Regions from separate parts of the Homo sapiens genome. Here region 1 is linked to region 2. A link is a loop called in an ENCODE intact Hi-C map of the cell type or tissue named here. Cell type or tissue: lower leg skin. All regions are shown on one strand. Each heading gives the region's core, and the rest is flanking DNA. Links, peaks and the distances in the headings are about the cores only.

What was found. A loop is a pair of places that touch in the nucleus more often than their neighbours do. Peaks named below come from ENCODE experiments on the same cell type or tissue, not always from the same donor. Only the 100,000 strongest peaks of a DNase experiment are listed, where the experiment ranks them.
Region 1: it touches region 2 in a loop (3-fold over the local background); 3 of 110 quality-filtered maps call a loop at or near these places.

The regions. Positions count from the first base shown.
Region 1 is chr15:74,545,010-74,547,814 of GRCh38, reverse strand. All of the region lies in intron 2 of ARID3B (AT-rich interaction domain 3B), which reads right to left. Among named protein-coding and RNA genes, the nearest start is that of ARID3B, 5.2 kb to the right of the region's middle. RefSeq lists enhancers at 1,241-1,550, 1,373-1,667 and a silencer at 1,251-1,793. In lower leg skin, for the core only: a CTCF peak has its summit at 1,451; a DNase peak (open chromatin) is centred at 1,544.
Region 2 is chr15:74,767,519-74,770,323 of GRCh38, reverse strand. No RefSeq gene overlaps it. Among named protein-coding and RNA genes, the nearest start is that of CSK, 13 kb to the left of the region's middle. RefSeq lists an enhancer at 2,213-2,805. In lower leg skin, for the core only: a CTCF peak has its summit at 1,328 (motif pointing right); a DNase peak (open chromatin) is centred at 1,324.

The DNA of each region.
Region 1 (2,805 bases), core at 12-2,511, 220 kb after region 2:
GTTTGCCAAGCTATGCTATGCTGTAGACAAAATTAACTTTTTAAACTTTGGCATGTGAATGTTTGAAACAAAACTCTGTTTTAAAATATCTCTGCCATAGCAGACTGGGTGGCTGGGCTCCAGTAGACTCAGGACAGAATCAAATTATTGTAACCCAAGTTCGAATCCCCCTTGAGGTTCCCACACTGCCACCGCTAGACCTGAACTCCCTGAGAGAGAAACATGCCTTGTTTCATACAGCACAGGTCTGGCACAAAGAAGCCTCTGTAAAAGTTTGTTGTTCAAAAGAACAAGATGGACACTGTATCACATTAACAATAAGATCTGTGTCAGGGTAGGCGCGGTGGCTCACGCCTGTAATCCCAGCACTTTGGGAGGCCAGGACGGGCGGATCACTTGAGGTCAGGAGTTTGAGACCAGCCTGGCCAACATGACGAAACCCTGTCTCTACTAAAAATACAAAAAAATAAATAAAAATAAAAAAATAAATTAGCCAGGCATGGTAGCATATGCCTGTAATCTCAGCTGCTAGGGAGGGTGAGGCACGAAAATCACTTGAACTCAGGAGGCGGAGGTTGCAGGAAGCCGAGATCGCGCCACTGCACTCCAGCCTGGGCAACAGAGTGCGCTCTGTGTCGGCGGGGGAGGGGGAAGGCGGGGGGGAAAGATCTGTGTCAATTGTAAAGGTCTTTGTAATTGTTGCTGGAGCAAGGGATATTCTATTTTTGCACTCCATTAAGTTTCATAAAGTAAAGATTTTGAACAACAAAACAAGCTAGTCTAATGATCTGTAATGGTTTCTATAGGCTCTCCCCAAGAATATTATTATTTTTGGCCCTTCTAAAATATACTAAAAAAAAAGTTTTAAAATCCCCAAGCATATGATTTACTCCTTTAAAATCAGGATTTATAGAAAAGGAGAGCACAGATCAAATCAATGTTAAAAATTAAAGGGGAAAAGGACGTGCACATCTGACGGTTTAAGTCATTGCTACCCAAAGCCCCCCAGTTCAGTTCTTGATCTCCAAATCCTGGGGGAAGGTAAATTTTGGGTGAGGGATTATACCTCAGCTACTGTGGTATTTATAAAACATTTTGGCAGGTGCTCTGCCAAGCAGTCTATAATTAGTGAATATGCCTCAGAAACATAAAGTGAACGCAAAGAGTTTCAAATGCCAACAGCCAGCCCCCTGAATACTGAGCTACGTAGTCATAGGGCTGCCACCATCTAGATAACATGATGCTGGGTGCCCTGCCACGGTGCACACGTGTGCACATGCACACGCCAGTTCTGAAGAGTCTTTTTTTAAACCTCTAATGGCTTGACCTCAACACCTGCTACACTTCCTGAAGACAGACAGGCTCTGGAGCTCCACTTGTTCCTCGCATGCGGCTGCACTTTCTAGGAACGACCGCACACACGCAGACGCTGGCCAGCTGCCAAGGCGGGGGCAGCCCAGCCGCCTCGGGCCTGAACTTTCCCAGCGCTGTCAGGGCAGGATCCTGCTATGAGCTGACTCAGCGGCCGGTATGGAACTCTGCCAACCACACAGCAGTGCGGGGGCAGCCGGCAACTCACAGATGTTTTGCTAAACCAAAGCAATCAGTGGGAGGCGGGTCTGGGCTGGCGGCCAGGGTGCTGCTGTCGTGGAAGTTGGGATTCTCTGATTCTAGTCCTAGCTCTGCCACTATCTCCCTGGGTGATGAGTGAAAACCTCTGTGTATCTCAGTACATCTCCCACTTCAGAGGCATGTCTATGTGATGCAGGAGAGGATGGCACTGTTTACATAAAAGAGCTCCCCCGGGCACTATTACCTACCATGTGCCTGGCACTGGACAAGCTTTCACATGTGCTAGCTCGGTTAATCCTTACAACATCCATGGGAGGCAGTGGCACTCTTTTTATTTCACAGATGAGAAGACACAGGCTCAGAGCAAATCAGAGCCCTACTAAAAGATCACAAGGGCAATATTTGGAAGTGATGGGATTTGAATCCCACTGCTGGCTGCAAACACTATTGTTGTAAAACTCAGATCTACTGTACAGACCTCCTGATCCAAGATGTTTGATTTTTTGGGTTCCAAAGGACCTTTCTTATATGACTTCTCAGTTGCCCTGTGAAAACCCACAGCTTTTCACAAATGATTTCTAAACAGTACCACTGGATCACAAGAAGTGTGTGTGCTTCTGCAGGGTACCCATGAACTCCCTTACTAAGCACCAACAAGTCACTTAAGCTGGAACAACTTATCATCACTCCCATCCTTTGGGCGAGGAAAAACTATATTATGGGTCACAAAGAGAAGAGGCTTGGTTGAAAACAAAGATTCCCTAGGCTCCACCCTCCAAGATAATTCATTAGGACTCAGCAATCTGTATTTTTTAAAAAGCTCCCTAACTGACTCTGATACTCAGCCATTTGGAAGTCACTTCAGCTTTCCTTGACTAAAAAGGAAATTTTGAGGTCTACCCTTCCCTGTTGTCAAGGGGATGATGTAAGAGTGAAATGAAATCATGTCTACAAGGCTCTTTGTTGGAAAATATATACAATGCAAGTGCTTCTTGTCAGCTGTGTTTAGCTCCAAAACAACCAACTGTCCTTAAAGAGGGTTAGCCTGGAGCTAAGAAACTGTCTTAGGCAAGAACTTTCTTTTACATTACTGTTAGAAACATTATTATTAGAAAAGCTGTAATTAGTCACACATCTCATTTTAGATATTCCTCACAACACTGTTGCAACTTCATCCTTCCTTTAAAAAAGAAGATTGTATTGACATTCTTTCACATCAAACTTGGCAAAACC
Region 2 (2,805 bases), core at 150-2,649:
ATAGCAGGCTGGGGTCAAACTCCTGACTTCACAGTCTGCCCTGAGCCTTCTCCGCAGCTTTTGGCTTGGTCCAGGCCCTTTGAGGGGAATGCCAAGTTGGAGTGTCATGTGTTGCCCCAGTCACTTCTGCATGGGCTCCAAGAGCCACCAGCAAGCTTGAGGCCAGATCCAACTCCGCAAATGACTAGAGGTGTCATCCTGGGCAAGTGACCTCCTGCGCCTCTGTCCCCATCTGCCCAGTGGGCATTAGCACATCGCTATCACAGCGAGCTTTAAGGACTAAGTGGGACAAAGTGCCAGGAGGGACCTGGCATGGAGCAGGTGCTCGGGGAACTTCGGCTGATTCTCAAGTGAAAGCAGAAGCAAGGGGGCAGCTGGACTGCAGCCATCTCCAAGATCCTGGAATTTAATCCCTTTGAATATAAGATCCCTGAGAAGAGGCAGGTGGAGGTGTAGGTCCGTGAAGAACTGGCCGCTCTCATCCCTGTGCCTTTGGCACACCTGCAACCCTCGTTTTCTCACCTGTTGCTCCAGCTAAGTGAGCAATGTGAGAGTCCCAGGAGGTTACAAATGGATCTGCACCATCAGTGTTCCCAGTGCCCCAGCACAGAAAATATAATGAATCAGCCTTGAGGGTAGTGAGCTCTCTGTTCTTAAAAGTATGAGAACAGAAGTTGAACTCCTGGCAGGGAGTTAGATGAGGAATTGGTGTTTTTTTTGTTTTGTTTTGTTTTTTTGAGATGGAGTCTTGCTCTGTCACCCTGCCTGGAGTGTAGTGGCGTGATCTTGGCTCACTGCAACCTCTGCCTCCTGGGTTCAAGCGATTCTCCTGCCTCAGCCTACTGAGTAGCTGGGATTAAAGGTGCCTGCCACCATACCTGGCTATTTTTTTTTTTTTTTTTTGTAGTTTTAGTAGAGACGGGGTTTTACCCTGTTGGCCAGGCTGGCCTCGAACTCCTGACCTCATGTGATCAGCTCGCCTCAGCCTCCCAAAGTGCTGGGATTATAGGTGTGAGCCAGCACGCCTGGCCTGCACGAGGAATTTCTACTCCAGGTGGGTCTATGAGGACCAGGCTGGGGAATGAGAGGAAGTGGGGGGCTGTCCTCTGGCCACTCTTAGTGGCTTCTCTAGAATTTCTGCATAGGACTGACTTGAGACTTGTCTTGAAGTTGTATTTGCAAAACAAAGTCGCTTATTCCTTAGGTTGCCTTTTTATTTGGGGTGGGGTCCCCAAGACAGTGGGTAAAGGCTAGCAGCTATGAGAAACATGTGTTTCTCTAACTGCCCACGAGGGGGCAGCCTACACTGCATTTTCGGCTCCAGTTCTTGGCTGGGGAGAGTGACGCGGGCAGATCCTGACATGAGGACAGGGCTGGGGGCTGATGGATTGGGAAGAATTGGGCATCAGATGGGTGTGGGGCGGGGGCTATTCTTCTCCCCATAGATCACAAGCCCGACTTTTTTGGGGTTAGGAGGAACAGGCAAGGTGGGAAGCTTTCCTTTCAACAGTGAATCCTGCCACTGGAAAAATTTAGTAGAATTTGAAGACCACGGTTGTAGCAAGCGTCCAGGAAGCGTTTCAGCTCGACATTTCGGGACAGATTCCTGCCTCTCCGGGGCAAGGAGCACGTGACAGCATGGCTGCTGGGAGGAAGGGAGCCCCGCACATTGTGCACATGTACCCTAAAACTTAAAGTATAAATAAATAAATAAATAAATAAATAAATAAATAAATAAAAGAAAAGCCCCCAGAGGGCGGCCCTGAGCTCACATAGGACAGTTAAGCAGGGGACTTGAGGCACGGTGGTGAGCTGGAGCTCCTCTGTCATCCCCTGGGTGGGAGGAACCTGGTGCTGGCTTGTGTGTAGTGCGTATCTACCCACTTCAGCCTCCCAAAGTGCTGGGATTACAGGCTCATTGCAGAGCTCCTGGCCTTTTCCCCGGGCAGCCACTCGCAGCAGGCCCAGTGACATCCTGGGTGGATGAGGGCAGGGAACCGAGAGCGGCTGGAGGGGAAGGAGATGGGATAGGACCATTTCTGGAAAGAATGGGTGGATTGGTCACTCAGAGAACAGCAGAACCCAGCCCTTCCAGGAACCATCCCCAGAAGCCCCTTCTGGCTCTGGATGGGCTTTTCTAGATGGGGTGCTACAGGGGTGAGCCCGATGTATATGTGGCTGCCAGGACTCCCCACAGTCCCCTGAGTCTGAGCCCCTGTGCATCCGCAGCTTATGCATGTAGCATTATCAGCGCAGGATGCTCACACTGGTTTAGCACAGTGCGCCTGTAGGCACCGGGAAGTTCTGACTCTCCCTTGGAGTGGGGCCTGGAGCCCCTCTCTGGGTGAGGGGATGGCCTCACCTCTCTCTGGGTGAGAAGGCAGCCCCTTCTCAAACTCATCGGGTGCATCCCTGGGGACACAGGGCAGAAAGACCCATGACCCCCTTTGGGCTCCAAGTTGGGGGTGCAGGGCAGAGGCCAGAGAGCTCAGCCAGAGCCTAGCAGACCCCAGGCGGGCAAGGAGGAAATTATACCGAGTCCCACCCACTGCCTGTTTGCCCAGCTGCAGGGGAGCCTGGCAGGAGCCAGGATAGGATTCTGCAGCCCTGGGGCAGCAGGGACTAGGAGGGGACTGGCCTGGCAGAATGAAGGCTGGGTTTTCAGCCTTGCCCGTACACCACCTTCCTGGAAAGAAGACCTTCTTCCCAGGAAAAGAAAAGCCCCCGGAGGGTGGCCCTTTCCTTCCCGTCCTGGTCTTTACAATCTTGCAAAAGGTCCCCAAATGCATACCTGAAATACCTCTG